Regions from separate parts of the Homo sapiens genome. Here region 1 is linked to region 2. A link is a loop called in an ENCODE intact Hi-C map of the cell type or tissue named here. Cell type or tissue: dorsolateral prefrontal cortex. All regions are shown on one strand. Links, peaks and the distances in the headings refer to the core of each region. The heading gives the core; the rest is flanking DNA.

Region 1 (11,136 bases), core at 3,945-6,444, 84 kb after region 2:
CCTGTAATCCCAGCACTTTGGGAGGTCGAGGCGGGTAGATCACAGGGTCAGGAGTTCGAGACCAGCCTGACCAACATGGTGAAACCCTGTCTCTACTAAAAATACAAAAATTAGCCGGGCATGGTGGTGCGTGCCTGTAATCCCAGCTACCCAGGAGGCTGAGGCTGGAGAACTGCTTGAACCCAGGAGGCAGAGGTTGCAGTGAGCCGAGACTGCGCCACTGCACTCCAGCTTGGCGACAGAGCAAGACTCCGTCTCAAAAAAAAAAAAAAATTGATAGGCTGGACTGGGAGAAAATATTTACAAATCTTATTCCTTTTCAAAAAAAAATCAGAAACCAATGAATGCTGAACAAATCCATACCTGATTAAAAACCTGTATCCAGAAAATACACAAAATTCTCAAAAGAGGGGAAAAAAACAACCCAATTTTTAAAGTGGGCATAAGATTTAAACATTTCATCAATGACATACAGGTGGCAAGTAAGCACATGAAAACACATTCAACATTATTAACCATTAAGGAAATACAAACTAGAATCACAATGTATTACCACCACATGCCTATTAAAATGGCATTTAAAAAAAAATGCGGCAGGGCGCGGTGGCTCATGCCTGTAATCCCAGCAATCTGGGAGGCCGAGGCAGGAGAATCACGAGGTCAGGAATTCAAGACCAGCCTGGCCAACATGGTGAAACTCCGTCTCTACTAAAAAATACAAAAATTGGCCAGGCGCGGTGGTTCACGTCTATAATCCCAGCACTTTGGGAGGCCAAGGAGGGCAGATCACCTGAGGTCGGGAGTACAAGACCAGCCTGACCAACATGGAGAAACCTCGTCTCTACTAAAATAAAAATAAAAAATTAGCCAGGCGTGGTGGCTCATGCTTGTAATCCCAGCTACTCGGGAGGCTGAGGCAGGAGAATCGCTTGAACCCGGAAGGAGGAGGTTGCAGTGAGCTGAGATCGCGCCATTGCACTCCAGCCTGGGCAACAAGGGCAAAAAAAAAAAAAATTAGCTGGGTACGATGACAGGCGCCTGTAATCCCAGCTACTCAAGAGGCTGAGGCAGGAGAATCGCTTGAACCCGGGCGGCAGAGGTTGCAGTAAGCCGAGATCACGCCACTGCACTCCAACCTGGGTGACAGAGTGAGACTCCAGTCTCAAAAACAAAAACAAAAACAAAAAAAAACAACCTAATACCACTTCATTTGTTTGGAGAGACAGTCTCTCTCAGTTGTCCAGGCTGGAATGCAGTGGCACCATCATGGCTCACTCCAGCCTCAACCCTCCTTGGGGCTTAAGCAATCCTTCCCATTTCAGGCTCCCGAGTAGCTGGGACTAGAGGTGCACGCCACTACACCAAGCTAATTTTTGTATTGTTGGTAGAGATGGGGTTTTGCCATATTGCCCAGACTGGTCTCGAACTCTTGGGCTCAATCTGCCCATCTTAGCCTCCCGAAGTGCTGGGATTACAGGCGTGAGCCCTCCTCTGATAAAATTTCAGACGAGCAACTTTCATAGATTACTGATGGGAACATAAAATAGTACACTCAACTTAAAACACCTGTCTGTGAATGTTTTTAACAACTTTATTTGTACGCTAGAAACTATCCAAATGTCAACTGAGAAATGAACTTTAAAAACTATGGTATACCCCATACAATGAGATATTACTTGGCACTAAAAAGAAACAAATTATTCATACAAGTAGTAACAGAGATGAATCTCAAATTAATTATGCTAAGTGAAAAGAAGCCATACTCAAAAGGCTTCCATATATAGGACATTCTGGAAAAAACAAAGCTAAAGAAAAGAAAAAGATCAGTGATTGTCAGAAGCTATACACTGGTTGTTGTGGTGGCTGCACTATGATGCGTTTTGTCAATACTCAAATTGTACTTTTTTTTCACCGTCTTATGGTGCTGATGAACTGTACATGTAAATGGGCGAATTTCACTGTATCTTAATTGTACTTAAATTTTTTGAAAAATGGTGAAAACAGGCTAAATATTTCTGTATTTCACCTCTAAAAAATGTATTTTTTGAATACTTAAATTAAAATCCTGTTCCATAGGCAGATTGTAGTGGCAGTTATAAGAATCTATAAATGTGTTAAAATTCATAGAACTAGGCTGGGCATGGTGGCTTACACCTGTAATCCCAGCACTTTGGGAGACCAAGGCAGGCAGATCACTTGAGGTCAGGAATTTGAGACCTGACTGGCCAACATGGAGAAACCCCATCTCTGCTAAAAATAGAAAAATTAGCCGGGTGTGGTAGTACACGCCTGATATCCAGGTCCTCAGGAAGCTGAGGCAGGAGAATCGCTTGAACCTACAAGGCAGAGGTTGCAGTGAGCCAAGGTGTCGCCACTGCACTCCAGCCTGGGCGACAGAGTGAGACTCTTGTCTCAAAAATAAATAACCCCATGTTCTCACTCTTAAGTGGGAGCTGAACAATGAGAACACATGGACACAGGGAGGGGAACATTATACACTGGGGCCTGTCAGTGGGTGGGGGGCAAGGGGAGGGAAAGCATTACGACAAATACCTAATGCGTACGGGACTTAAAACCTAGACGAGGCTGGGCGCAGTGGGTCATGCCTGTAATACCAGCACTTTGGGAGGCCAAGACAGGTGGATCTTGAGGTCAGGAGTTCAAGACCAGCCTGGCCAACATGGTGAAACCCCGTCTCTACTAAAAACACAAAAAAATTAGCCGGGTGTGGTGGCGGGCGCCTGTAATCTCAGCTACTCAGAAGGTTGAGGCAGGAGAATCGCTTGAATGCAGGAGGCGGAGGCTGCAGTGAGCCGAGATCACACCACTGCACTTCAGCCTGGGCGACAGAGCCAGACTCCATCTCAAAAAAAAAAAAAAAAAAACCAAACCAAACCTAGATGACGGGTTCGTAGGTGCAGCAAACCACCATGGTACATGTATACCTATGCAACAAACCTGCATGTTTTGCACATGTATCCCAGAACTTAAAGTAAAATTAAAAAAAATATATTTCTATCAAAAAATAAATTCATAGAAATCCATATCAAATAAGTCAATACTACTGCATGTTAATTTTCAAAACTAAACTAAAAAACATGTACAGAGCAGCTCTAGAATACATTAGAAGCTTGTAGTAGAAGTTAACTCTTAGAAATGGGTGTCTAGGCCGGGCGCGGTGGCTCACGCCTGTAATCCCAGCACTTTGGGAGGCCGAGGCAGGCGGATCACGAGGTCAGGAGATCGAGACCATCCTGGCTAACACGGTGCAACCCCGTCTCTACTAAAAATACAAAAAATTAGCCAGGCATGGTGGCTGGTGCCTGTAGTCCCAGCTACTCAGGAGGCTGAGGCAGGAGAATGGTGTGAACCCAGGAGGCGGAGCTTGCAGTGAGCCGAGACAGCACCACTGCACTCTGCCTGGGCGAAAGAGTGAGACTCCGTCTCAAAAAAAAAAAAAAAAAAAAAAATATATATATATATATATATATATATATATATATATATATACAGCCTACCTCTCATATCTCTTAGACACTCATTTCTTTTTTTTGTTTTTTTGAGATGGAGTCTCACTCTGTCACCTAGGCTGGAGTGCAGTGGCACCATCTCGGCTCACTGCAACCTCCGCCTCCCGGGTTCAAGACATTCTCCTGCCTCAGCCTCCTGAGTAGCTGGGACTACAGGCACCCACCACCACACCTGGCTAATTTTTGTATTTTTAGTAGAGATGGGGTTTCACCATATTGGCCAGGCTGGTCTTGAACTCCTGACCTTGTGATCTGCCCACCTCGGCCTCCCAAAGTGTTGGGATTACAGGCGTGAGCCACCGCGACTGGCCGAGGTAGGCTATTTTTAACTGCATTTTTTTCTTTTGAATTTCATACTTACTGCATTTTAAAATAAAATTCAAAATATTTAATCAGAAATTTACTTTATTTTTTATTTTTTTGAGACAGAGTCTTGCTGTGTCACCCAGGCTGGAGTGCTGTGGCACGATCTCAACTCACTGCAACCTCTGCCCCCTGGGTTCAAGTAATTCTTGTGCCTCGGCCTCCCAAGAAACTGGTATTACAAGCATGCACTACCAGGCTCGGCTAATTTTTGTTTGGTTGTTTTTGTTGTTGTTGTTGTTGTTGTTGTTGTTGTTTTGAGACAGAGTCTCATTCTGTTGCCCAGGCTGGAGCACAGTGGCGTGATCTCAGCTCACTGCAACCTCCACCTCCCAGGTTCAAGCGATTCTCCTGCTTCAGCGTCCCGAGTAGCTAGGACTATAGGCAAATGCCACCACACCCAGCTAATTTCTGTATTTGTAGTAGAGACAGGGTTTCACTGTGTTAGCCAGGATGGTCTTGATCTCCTGACTTCGTGATCCGCCCGCCTCGGACTTCCAAAGTGCTGGGATTACAGGTGTGAGCCACCATGCCAGACCAATTTATTTATTTATTTATTTTTTAGCAGAAACAGGGTTTCGCCATGTTGGCCAGGCTAGTCTCGAACTCCTGGCCTCAAGCAATTTGCCTGCCTCAGCCTCCCAAAGTGCTGGGATTACAGGTGTGAGCCACCATGCGCAGCCCAGAAATTTATTTTAAATGGCGTTGATTCAAACATACATTTAGTTTTCATTTTAAAAGCTCAAAGGTAAACACAAAATAACATCAAAATATCCATTAAGGTTATATGAAACTTTTTAAAGCTTAAAGTAACAGACCACCTAATTTTCTTGCCTGGCTTCTCAATATTTGACACCAGAGTCACACTTTTGCTGCTGAAAAGTTGGCTACAAAAAACACGGGCAAACCAGGTGTGGTGGGTGGTTCACACCAGGTGGGTAGGTAGTAATCCCAATGCTTTGGGAGGCCAACTCTGACACATTATTATTAACTAAAGTCCATACTATATTCAGATTATCTTAGACTTCCTCTAATGGTCTTTTTCTGTTCTAGGATCCCACAGAGGATACCACATTACATTTTGTTGTCATGTCACTTTAGGCTTCTTTTGGCTGTGAGTTTCAAAAAACTTTTAAAAAGTAAAACTTAATGTTGTAATTGTCATGTTAAATTTCGCCCTAATTTGATATTTCAATGTATCATAAGTGCTATGATGTGTCCTGCAGCATAGTGGGACCCTCTGTCTAACTTTTATTATGTATTTGTTTGTGATTCAATCTCAGCTCACTGAAGCCTCAACCTCCCAGGCTCAAGTGATCCTCCCACCTCAGCTCCCCAAGTGCTGAGACCACAGGCACATGCCACCATGCCTGGCTACATTTTTTTGTATTTTTTTTAGAGACTGGGTTCCATCATGTAGCCCAGAATGGTCTCGAACTCCTGAGCTCAAGAGATCGCCCGCCTCAGCCTCCCCAAGTGCTGGGATTACAGGTGTGAGCCCACCATGCCAAGCCTGTTTTTATTTTCTGAGACAAGGTCTCACTCTGTCATCCATGTTGGAGTGCAGTGACACAATCTTGGCTCACCGCACCTCCTGGGCTCAAGTGATTCTCCCACTTCAGCCCCCCAAGTGGCTGGGACTACAGGTGCAAGCCACCACACCCGTCTAATGTTTTCATTTAAAAATTTTTTTTTGTAGACTTGGAGTCTTGCCATGTTCCCAGCATGGTTTCAAACCCCTGGTCTCAGGTGATCCCCCTGCTTCGGCCTCCAAAAGTGCTAGGATTATAGGCTTGAGCCACAGCGCCTGGCCTTTACTAATGTTTGATTTTCTGTTTATTTTTGAGATAGGGTCTCGCTCTGTCACTCAGGCTGGAATGCAGTGGCACAATCTCGACTCACTGCAGACTCCGTCTCCTGAGCTCAAACGATCCTCCCACCTTGGCCTCCCAAAGTGCTGGGATTCCTGCTGTGAGCCATCCCGCCCAGCCTCTAATAAAGTTTTTAAAAGCAAATCTGGCCAGGCTACCATTCCCTCAATGAGAGTGTCCCCACACTCTTCCTATGCCCCCAGCCCTAAGACCAACTCACTTAACTCACTTTTACTTTGAAGTCTTGTCTGACACTCCTTCTCTGTGCTCCTTTAGCTTTATGTTTATACCTTCGTTATGGTACTTGTACTGTGACTCCCTGTTTACTTATCTCCTCTACCATAAAGCATGTTCTTTAAGTCCAGGTACTCTTTCTTCATCTATATGCCCTATATAAGAACATTTTCTAGTACACTAGTGAATATTATGTGTTTATTTAGAATAACTAAAGGTCTCCCTGTCACCCAAGCTACGGGGCAGTGGTGCAATCACAGCTCACTGCAGCTTCTACTTCCTGGGCTCAACTGATTCTCCTACCTCAGCCCCCCAGGTAACTGGGACTACAGGCATGTATTAGCACACCTGGCTAATTTTTGTTTGTTTAATGTGGTTTTTGTTTTGTTTTTGGTAGAGACGGGGTTCCACCATGTTGCCTATGTAAATAAAATGAAAAGAGGCTGGTTCATACAAGACAGTTTTTATTTTATTCAAGTTAACCAAGGTAAAGACTCAGTTCTTTCACATTCTTGCTCTTGCCCATTCCCCTTTCTCCATTTTTTCCATTTCTTTTCTTTTCTTTCTTTTCTTTAACAGCCTGTGTTGCCCAGGCTGTTTTCAAACTTGGGCCCAAGCAGTCCTGCTGCCTCAGCCTCCAGAATAGCTGGGATTACAGGCACACAGTCTTTTAAAGGTGATTTGCATTGTTAAAATTATGCCCATTAAGGGCATTTTTTTGTAAAATGCTTTTCTTGAGACATTTTATTAGACTGAGCTCATAGGGAGAACTTAAAAAAAATTTTTTTTAACAATTTTTGTAATAACTTTAATCTTACCTCTAAATATGTCATCTAGTCTGATAGCCTGGTCACAGGTGAGGAAAGGTTGTGCAAGCAATGTCTTTAATTTTTTAGTATATTGTGGCCCCCTTTATTAAAATATACTACTAAACACAAATAATACAAATGTAAAATGGGTATTGTTAAAAGTTTAGGCCACACTGTAACAAGTAAAACATGAAAGAAAGCCCTCCTTTCTCCGTTTCATTTCTTAGAGGTAATCATTGTTTTCAATTTGTTACCTTTCAGTTTTTTAGTAAAGTTTTAAATTACACATGCTCTTTGGAAGAAGTGCTTTAGAAATACTGAATATGAGTTTATTGTAATTATTAACTTTTGTGATTACTTTCAGATAGACAGACTTTATTTTTTCAAGCAGTTTTAGGTTTATCGCAAAGTTGAGCTGAAAGTATAGACACAGCATCCTGCACATTTATTATAATACATTTGCTACAATAGATGAACCAACATTGACACATCATTATCAGCCAAAGTCCATAGTACATTAAGATTCACTCTTGATGTAGTTCTATGAGTTTTGACAAATGTATACAGACATTTATCTACCATTATAGTATCATAGAGAATAATTTCACTGCTCAAAAAATCCACAGTGTCCACCTGTTCATCCCTTTATTTTCTTCCCCTCAAACTCCTGGCAATCACTGATCTTTTTACTGTTTCTACGGTTTTGCCTTTTCCAGGATGTCATATATTTGCAATCATTATGTAGCCTTTTCCAATTGGCTTCTTTCACATATTCTTGAATAAGTATCCAAGGTTCTTCCATGTCTTTTCCTGGCTTGATAGCTCATTTCTTTTTAGGGCTGAATAATATTCCATTGGTATACCACAGTTTACTTATCCATTCACCTACTGAAGGATATCTGGACTGCTGCCAAGTTTTGGCAATTACAAATAAAGAATGCTATAAACATCCATGTTTTTGGTTTTTGTGTAGACTTAAGTTTTCAGCTCCTTTGGTTAAGTACTAAGGAGTATGATTGCTGGATTGAACGGTAAAAAATAGGTTTAGGTTTGTAAGAAACTGCCAAACTGTCTTGTCTTCTCTTTCTCTTGATGGTGTCTTTTGCAGAACAGAAGTTTTAAATTTTAATAAAGTCTAACTTACCAATTATTTCTTTCATGGGTGTGCCTTTGGTTTTCCATCTGAAAAGTTATCACCAACCCCAGTGACACCTAGTATTTTGTTTACTTTTACTTGGTGTTCCTGTCATTGTGATGAGACTACATTTATGTTGGGGGTAGGTGGAAAATGTTTTGTGCTTCACTACCAGGGATTAGTGATTGCTGTTAATATTTTATTTTTACAGCAAAATATGAGGGAGTTGATGGTGTTTATGTTTTTGTGTTAACGTTAAAGAAACCAATTAGCTTTTTTTTTTTTTTTTTTGAGACGGAGTCTCGCTCTGTTACCCAGGCTGGAGTGCAGTGGCGCGATCTCAGCTCACTGCAACCTCCGCCTCCTGGGTTCAAGCGATTCTCCTGCCTCAGCCTCCCAAGTAGCTGGGACTACAGGAGTGCGCCACCACATCCGGGCTAATTTTTTGTATTTTCAGTAGAGAAGGGGTTTCACCATGTTAGCCAGGATGGTCTCAATCTCCTGACCTCGTGATCCACCTGCCTCGGCCTCCCAGAGTGCTGGGATTACAGGCATGAGCCACCGTGCCTGACCCTTTTTTTTTTTTTTTTTTTTTAAGACAGAGTCTCACTCTGTCGCCCAGGCTGGAGTGTTGTGGCGCAATCTCAGCTCACTGCATCTTCTACTTCCTGAGTAGCTGGGACTACAGGTGTGCACCACCACGCCAGACCAATTTATTTTATTTTATTTATTTTTTTGAGATGGAGTCTTGCTCTGTCACCCAGGCTGGCGTGCAGTGGCATGATCTCGGCTCACTGCAACCTTCGCCCCCTGGGTTCAAGCAATTCTCCTGCCTCAGCCTCCCAAGTAGCCTGGGATTACAGGTGCGTGCCACCAAGCGTAGCTAACTTTTTGTATTTTTAATAGAGACGGGGTTTCACCATGTTGGCCAGACTGGTCTCGAACTCCTGACCTCAGGTGATCTGCCTGCCTCGGCCTCCCAAAGTGCTGGGATTACAGGTGTGAGCCACCACACATGGCCCATGATAATTGTATTATAGTTAGTGTATGGATACTGTAGTAGGGAATATAGTGAGTGGTATACCAAAATTCTCTTGTACTATTTTTGTAACTATTCTACAAATCTAAAATTACTTTAAAATAAAACAAAAAACAGGCCAGGCACGGTGGCTCATGCCTGTAATCCCAGCACTTCATGAGGCCGAGGCGGGTGGATCACCTGAGGTCAGGAGTTCATGACCAGCCTGGCCAACATGGTGAAACCCCATCTCTACAAAAATAAAAAAATTAGCTGGGCATGATGGCGGGTGCCTGTAATCAAACTGCTTGAACCCGGGAGGCAGAGGTTGCAGTGAGCCAAGATTGCCCCATTGCACTCCAGTCTGAGGGACAGAGTGAGACTCCCATCTCAAAAAAAACAAAAACAAAAACAAACAAAAAGTAAAACAAAAAACCTTCCAGTTATGGAATAATCTCCAGGACATACAATTAAGAGGAAAAAATCAAACTGCTAGAAAATGTGCTTGCATGCTACCCTTTGGGAAAGTTAAGAGTGCATAATGCTTAGTATATGGATAATATACTAAGCACTCTGTGAAAGAACCACCATGCAATTGGAAATAGTGGGGTTGTCTTTGGGAAGGTTAACTAAGTGGTTTTCTTTTCACTCTGAATCCTTTTGTCCCCACCCCCTCTTTTTTGTTTTTTTTTTTTGAGATGGAGTCTCTGTCACCCAGGCTGGAATGCAATGGTGCCATCTTGGCTCACTGCAACCTACCCCTCCTGGGTTCAAGCAATTCTCCCACCTTAGCCTCCCAAGTAGTTGGGATTACAGGCACCCGCCATCATGCCTGGCTAATTTTTGTATTTTAGTAGAGACGGGATTTCACCATGTTGGCCAGGCTGGTCTTGAACTCCCGACCTCAGGTGATCCGCCCGCCTCGGCCTCCCAAAGGGCTGGGATTACAGGCGTGAGCCACCGCCCCCAGCTGCCTTTTGTCCCTTTTGAATGTTATACTAGAAAAACAAAAAGAGGAAGGAGGAAAAATGTGATTTCAAACCCCAAGGGCACAACTATAATAATAGTAGTAGTAATGATGACAATGATAGTAGTGGTGATATTTTATTTCTTGCCTCCTAACCCACCTCCCCACCAAAATTGAGTCATTCTGACAAACTTAGACTTATCAGGATCATTCTTTCTAAAAACATTCAGTATGGCGTCTGATTATCTGAAGGCCTCAACAGGATCTGAAAGGTATTTTTTGCTGCTGTACCTTCCCTTCAAAACCTCACTTAGATCTCTGAAATTCCTTTAGATCTAGATGATCATATATCATACAAACCACTTCGAGAATAAAATGGGGGGTAAGGCTGGGTGCAGTGGCTCACACCTATAATCCCAGCACTTTGGGAAGCCAAGTGGATCTCTTGAGCCCAGGAGTTCAAGACCAGCTGGGGAAACACAGGGACACCCTATCTTTACAAATTTTTTTTAATTTTTGTAAAAATTTTTTTTAATGATGGTGTGCACCTGTAGTCTCAGCTATTCAAGAGCCTGAGTGGGGAGGATCCCTTGAGTCCAGGAGTTGGAGGCTGCAGTAAGCTATGATCTTGTCACTTCAGTCCAGCCTGGGTAACAGAGCAAGACCTTGTCTTAGAAAAAAACAAAAAAAGAAAAAACAAAAGATGCTAACAGTAATTATTCCAAGACAAAAGGTATAAACTAAAACTCATGGTTATCCTAATAAAAATTCATAGGTCCTATATTACAGCATTCCTAAAATTTAGTTTTAATGACTGCTTGTAGGTATGAGCTGAGGGAGGTAAAAAATAAAATTTAAATTTAAAAAAATGATGACTGCTTGGAACACTTATTTCATTATCTAAATCAACACTTCCTTTCTGAATACTATATGCTTTCAAAGTTGAAATATAGTTTTTCATTTATGCTGATCAGGAATTTAAGTTCAAAAGGGTCAGACTGGAAGCAATCTAGCTTTTCTAAAAAAAAAAAAAAAGTATTAGATTTTAAATTATATGCATACACCCAACTGACTTTCCTTCAACTGCCTCCACTCTCAAAAAAAACTTCAACTTGTGGCAGATCTAATGGCAAATGAATACAACCTGGCTGACCTGCTCTGCATGTTATTAAAATACACAGTAGCTCTAGTTCCTTACAAGTCAAGGAT
Region 2 (6,758 bases), core at 841-3,340:
GGGGCCCCTCTTCTGTCTCTGACTGTTCTTGCTCTTCCCCCCTTTCCAAGCCAGACTCTTCACACTTCTTATTGGGCTTTCGGGTAGCTGGGAGCTTCCCTATCAGTGGAAGGACAGGCTTATTGCCAAGAGATGGGGGGAGCTTGGGCCCAAAGTAACCTTGTGGGGGGTCCTTGAGCTTGGGCCCAGCTTTATTAGGGGTGGCCTGCACCTCCTCACTCACACTAGGTTTCCTCTCCACTTTCCTTGACTGGATCTTCTCCAGTAGCAGTTTGGCAGTGACAGAGTTCTTGTCTTCAGGACTGCAGTCACCTTCTGACCCTCTTCCTGTGCCAATGTTGCTGTTCTGGGAAGGTGGACCTGTTGCTTTACTGTCATCTCCTCTGCCATCATCTTTCTTCCCAGGACCTTCTCCCCGGCCTGATCGGAAATAGTGGGGGGACTGGGAGCGGTAGATCTTAGAACGAATGAAGTCCCGACGCCCAGAATGCCTCTCCTCAGGGCTCTCGTGACCCCATGATCTCTTCCTGGAGCCTGATCTCTGGGAAGGGCTCCTGGTGCTGCGGCTGCGGTCCCGGCTATAGCTCCGGCTCCGTTGCCAGCTGTGGGCTGTGGTGCTACGGCTTCTCCGCTTGCTTCGACTACGACTACAACTGCTGCTGCGGCTGCGGCCCCGGGATCTTGAGCGCTCTCTGGTATGACTCCGAGATCGGCTTCGGGACTGGCTGCAACTGAGGCTATAGTCATCATCAGAAGATGAATATTTGTGCCGTTTTGATCGGTGTTTGGAGCTGGCATAGTCTGAGTCATCTGAGTCATGGGAGCGCTTGGAGTGCCTTCGTGATCTGTCACTGTAGTCACTGTAGCTGTCATCAGAGTAACTGCGCTGTCTACTATAGCAGCTCTGGTCTGAAGAGGCATCTGAGCTACTTGAGTAAGAACGCCGGGAGGAACGATGCGAGGAATGGCGCCGGCCAGACCTTGAGCGGCTGCGGGAATGCTCACTGCCTGAATCTTCCTCTTCTTCTTCCTCACTGTACTGGGATGGAGACTTCTGGTGCAGCCGGTGTGAGGAAGCATCATCACTATCCTCATCTCCACTACTGGGTTGGCTCCGATGGCTAGACCGGCTGCTCCGTTTGGTGCCTGCTCTTCGCTGGCAGGATGAAGGTGGAAGTTCACCTTTGTGTTTCCTCCCACCATGGTCTTGGGAGCTGCTACCACCCCCACCTTCATCCTTTTTGCCACTGCTCCCCTCTTCAGCTGGGAGGGATCTCCGCTGGGAGTCATCTTGAGCTCTCCGCCTTCTTCTTGGTGGTGCGGGACTGCCACTCCCAGGGGGTTCTGGTTTGGGTCCTCGTTCAGAATCTGCTGGGGCTGATGACTTATTCTTCTTTCGTTTTCGTTTCTTGCGCTTCTTAGATTTCTCCCCTGACTCTGCCTTAGAGCTTTTCTCTTCTGTGTCAGCCTTGTGTTTACGTTTGTGTTTGCTGGATTTTTTGTGCTTCTTTTTCTTTTTGTGCCGGTGGGACTTCCCAGATCGTTCTTTCTTGCTGGGAAGGCTTCTCCCTGTGTCTTCTGTCTCAGACCCATGGCTACCCCCAGGCTCCTGCTTGTTCAGGCCGCTACAGGCAGACCCTGAAGCAGGTGCGTCCATTCTGCCTCCTGAGGAACGTACTATTTTCTCTCCGCCCACTTCCTTGCTTTTATTTGGCTCACCAGGATCTAGGCCTTGGAGATGGTCCTTTGAGGAGCTTCCTATATCCTTTGGTTTTTCTGTTCCTTTAGTTCTGGCATCTTTGTTCCTTGAAAGTTTAAAGTCAAAATATAAAGGGTTACAACTGTATGAAATGGAGGGTTCTGCCTTGGTGAAAATTAATAGTTCTGATGGCCACTGGAGGGCAGTGCTTTCATCTTTGCTCAAAACTGGGAAGAAGGGACCAGTAGGATGTTTGGGTCCTTCTTGGCTTTCTTTCCCTGCTGGGGTGGCCAGAGAGGTTTCTTTAGAAGAGTTGGACTCACACATTTGGGTCTCTGAAACCTTCTGACTATGACTTTCTAAACTCTGATCACTTACATCCCCTCCTAAGGCCTTCTTTGCCTCAGCTTTGCTTCCTGGTTCTGAGGGCTCGGTCATGCTGGTTTCCTTCGGCTGCTCAGAGACTTCACTAACTGTCTTTTCTGCTCCTTGGCTTGCTGCCGCCTTGATGCAGCTTTTAGGCTTGGGAGAACTGCCTTTTTTACTCTCTGGGGCATTCTTTGGGTGTGTAGTATTATCACCATCCATTTGTTCACTGGCTCTCATAAAAAGTAGAAAGGGAAAATTAGGTTTTACTTTGCAGTGTGCTGGGGGGATGTAGTGGTAATACTCAGGCTCTGTAGCCCCAGCTCCTTCTTCTCGTTTCATCCTTTTTAATTTGGATAATGTTGAGGCAAGGGACCCTCCATCCTGAGGGTCTTCATCCTCTTTTTTACCATCAAGATTACTGCTCCCATCAGAGTCTCCTACCTTCTGCAGTCCTTGGTCAGAACTCTTCTCATCGGGTTTTGTTCCATCTTCAGAGGTCCCTTCCTCCGCATGGTCCTTGAAAACTGATGCTATTGATTCGAGTTTGACAGGAGCCTTTTTGGCAAAAGAAAATGACACTCCCAATTTTTGCAATGGGGTCCCCAGATTATTCTTAATGCCAAAGCTGATGCCTTGGGAGGCTAACCCAGGAGCCTGGGCCAGTCCAGTGGTATTAGTGATTTGTACTGCAGTGAAAGGGCCTCCTTTATCTGTGGAGAATTCAGATCCCAGGCCACAAGAAGCAGTGGCACCTGTGCCACTATTTGTAGCTGATTCATCTTTATCATCTTCTCCACCTTCTTCATCTACAGCCACTGTGGTTGGTTTGAACATGGGACCACTTCCAGGTGCACTACATGATGATTTAGAAAAATAAAAAACAAAAAGCAGGTTTAGGAGTACATTTCATAAACCTTATAAAATACTAATCTCTTATATCCTATCATTCATTATAGGTAGGTCTCAAAGACAGTGAGTGGTGGTCATATTCCCTAGCCCTATACTAACAAATGCGACTTTCTAAGAGGAGGTTAGGCAAAGACTCATTCTGTTAACCTACCAAATTCCCAGGGCCAGCCAGTTATTACATAGCTTTTCCTTAAGCTGTCTAAAGTACAAAAAGCTGGGTGTGGTGGCTCATGCCTGTAATCCCAGCACTTTGAGAGGCCAAGGTGGACAGACTGCTTGAGGTCAGAAGTTCGTAAACAGCCTGGCCAACACGGTGAAACCCTGTCTCTACTAAAAATACAAAAATTAGCCAGGCATGGTGGCACACACCTGTAATCCCAGCTACTTGGGAGGCTGAGGCAGAAGAATCGCTCTAACCTGGGAGATGGAGGTTGCAGTGAGCCAAGATCACGCCACTGCACTCCAGTCTGGGTGACAGAGCGAGACTCCCTCTCAAAAAAATTAAAAAAAAAAATAAAAAATAAAGTACAGGCCGGGCGCAGTGGCTCACGCCTGTAATCCCAGCACTTTGGGAGGTGGAGGCGAGCAGATCATGAGATCAGGAGTTCAAGACCAGCCTGACCAACATGGTGAAACCCCGCCTCTGCTAAAAATACAAAAATTAGCTGGCTGTGGTGGCGGGCGTCTGTAATCCCAGCTACTCAGGAGGCTGAGGCAGAAGAATAACTTGAACCTGGGAGAGGCAGAGGTTGCAGTGAGCTGAGATCGCAGCACCACTGCACTCCAGCCTGGGTGACAGAGCAAGACTCTGTCTCAAAAAAAAAAAAAAAAAAAAAAAAGTAAGACTTATGTCACGACTGAAATAGCCCATCATTACTATGTTTCTGATCTCATTTCTTATTTTATAATTTTGTCCATCAGTATGTTATCTAATGTATGGCTGTACATGTATTCACATAGGTTTTATTTCATTCAATTAAAGAAAAACTCTTGCTGGGTCAGGGTGGCTCACATGTGTAATCTCAGTGATTCAGAAGGCTGAGGAGGGAGGATTGCTCGAGGCCAGGAGATCAAGACCAGTCTGGGCAACATAGTGAGACCCCACCTCTAAAAAAAATAAAAATAAAAATTTCCCCATGCTTTCAAATTTCATTTTTTAAAAATTTGCATATTCTGAGTTAAACATAGAAACTTCCACTGTGCTACTTATGGCAGTCTGTGGTCAGCATGTCTGCCACAGAAACTAAAAAGTCCATGCCTATCTCCTGGGTACCGTAACAAGCATTTGCTTTGGTTTTGTGGCAGTTTCTGGGCATTCAGTACTACAGTCATAATGTTACCTGAGCACTTTCATCTTTGACAAAAGGAACATCAAGGAGCCTCAATAGTTTTAAACTGATGATCTTGCCTGAAAGTTTTATTTTTCTGAGGTGGGGTCTAACTGCATTGCCCAGGCTGGAGTGAAGTGGCATGATCATAGCTCATTGCAGTCTCAAACTCCTGGCTCAATCCTCCCACCTCAGCCTCCTAAGTAGCTATGACTACAGGTGCACCTCACCATGCTGGCTAATTTTATTTATTTATTTGAGACAGTGTCACCCTATTGCCCAGGCTGGAGTACAGTGGTGCGATCTCGGCTCACTGCAACCTCTACCTCCCGGGTTCAAGTGATTCTCCTCCCTCAGCCTCCCAAGTAGCTGGGACTACAGGCATGTACCACCATGCCCAGCTAATTTTTGTATTTTTAGTAGAGATGGGCTTCACCATGTTGGCCAGGATGGTCTTGATCTCTTGGCCTCGTGATCCACCTGCCTCGGCCTCCCAAAGTGCTGGGATTACAGGCTTGAGCCACCATGCTCGGCCCATGCTGGCTAATTAAAAAAAAATTTTGCAGAGACAGAGTCTTGCTATGTTGACCAGTTTGGTCTTGAACACCTGGCCTCAAGTGATCCTCCTGCCTCTGTGTCACAAAGTGCTGGGATTACAGATGTGAGCCACTGCGCATCTGGCTTGCAATTTTTATAGTTTGTACACTATACAGCGTACACTATACCCTTAAATTCCAAATCAAGAACTAAACAGAATCAGAGACCTATTTATATGATGTCCTTGTTATCCAAACCCTAGCTAACAGCTTTCCTCAACTCAGGGATAAGTATATTCAGACAATATGTAATCTCTCTTTTTTTTTTTTTTCTCCCAAGCTGGAGTTTTGCTCTTGTTGCCCCGGCTGGAGTGCAATGGTACAATCTTGGCTCACTGCAACCTCTGCCTCCTGGGTTCAGGCAATTCTCCTGCCTCAGCCTCCTTAGTAGCTGGGATTACAGGCGTACGCCACCATGCCCGGCTAATTTTTGTATTTTTAGTAGAGACAGAGTTTCACCATGTTGGTCAGGCTGGTCTCAAGCTCCTGACCTAAGGTGATCCACCTACCCCGGCCTCCCAAAGTGCTGGGATTACAGGCGTGAGCCACCGTGCCCGGCCAATGTGTAATCTCTTGCTATCTAAACTATTGCTACTGGAAAATGAGAACTCAACAGATTTGGAGAGCAAGAAATACTTACACTGTGTTATGAAACCTACTCCACAGCAAACAAATAAAAAACAACGCCCCGCAAACTGAATAAAAAGGGGATTCTTTTTTTTGAGACAGGGTCTTGCTCTATCACCCAGGCTGGAGTGCAGTGCTGTGATCACAGCTCACTGCAGCCTTGATCTCCCAGGCTCAAGTGATTCTTCTACCTCAGGCTCCTGAGTAGCTGGGACTACAGGCATGTGCCACCATGCCCGGCTAATTTTTAAGATTTTTTTTTTTTAGAGACAGGGTCTTCCTATGTTGCCCTGGCTGGTCTTGAGCTCCTGGGTTCAAGTGATCCTCTTACTTTGGCCTCCCAAGGTGCTGGGATTACAGGTGCGAGTCACTATGCCCAGCATATGCTTTTTAATATAAATGTTAGAAAATGGGAATCATTGTAATAGTGTCATAATTTATTGATTTATTGAGAATCTTTGATGTGCTAGGCATCCCTTCAAGCATTTCTGAGGTAATAATCACTCCTCACAACAACTGTAAGTTGTTCTTATCTCTATCTTACAGATAAGGAAACTGAGGCATAGAGAGTTTAGATATAATTTCATTAAGTCACATAAATAGTAAGAAAAATATGGCCTCAAAAATACACAAACTTAATCAGTATATTATACTATAATTATATAGATATGCTTTTAGTTTGAAAGAAGGATCTATTAAACATTTTAAGGAACTGGAGGACTAATTATTATGTTAAGTAAAGTAACCCAGGAACAGAAAATCAAACACTGCAGGTTGCCACTCATATGTGGAAGCTTAAAAAAAAAAGTTGATCTCATAGAAGTAAAAAGTAGAACAGAGGATACTAGAAGCTGGGAAGGGCGGAAGGAGAGATTTGTTACAAAATTACAGCTAACTAGGAAGAGTAAGTTCCAGTGTTCTGTACCACTGTAGGATAACTAGAGTTAACAATACTATATAGTTTCAAATAGTTAGAAAGAGGATACCGAATGTTCCTGCACAAAGAAATAATAAATGTTTGAGATGATGGATATGGTAATTACCCTGATCTGATCGCTATATATTATATGTATTGAAACATTACTAGGTAACCTATGAATATGTACAGTTGTTATCTGTCAATTAATAAAAACTGAAGGTTTATAATTCTTTTTTTTTTTTTTTTGAGACGGAGTTTCACTCTTGTTGCCCAGGATGGAGTGTAATGGCGCAATCTTGGCTCACCACAAC

What was found. Hi-C counts contacts between places; a loop is a spot of excess contacts. Peaks named below come from ENCODE experiments on the same cell type or tissue, not always from the same donor. Only the 100,000 strongest peaks of a DNase experiment are listed, where the experiment ranks them.
Region 1: it touches region 2 in a loop (2.3-fold over the local background); 2 of 110 quality-filtered maps call a loop at or near these places.

Annotation. Positions count from the first base shown.
Region 1 is chr17:44,479,708-44,490,843 of GRCh38, forward strand. The region is part of intron 1 of GPATCH8 (G-patch domain containing 8); the gene reads right to left. Among named protein-coding and RNA genes, the nearest start is that of GPATCH8, 18 kb to the right of the region's middle. In dorsolateral prefrontal cortex, for the core only: no CTCF peak of the experiment used is centred there; no DNase peak of the experiment used is centred there.
Region 2 is chr17:44,398,533-44,405,290 of GRCh38, forward strand. It overlaps GPATCH8 (G-patch domain containing 8), which reads right to left. Exons shown (of 8, transcript NM_001002909.4): 8 at 1-2,921. Among named protein-coding and RNA genes, the nearest start is that of ITGA2B, 12 kb to the left of the region's middle. RefSeq lists a silencer at 1,660-2,123. In dorsolateral prefrontal cortex, for the core only: a CTCF peak has its summit at 1,905 (motif pointing right); no DNase peak of the experiment used is centred there; H3K27ac peaks cover 382 bases.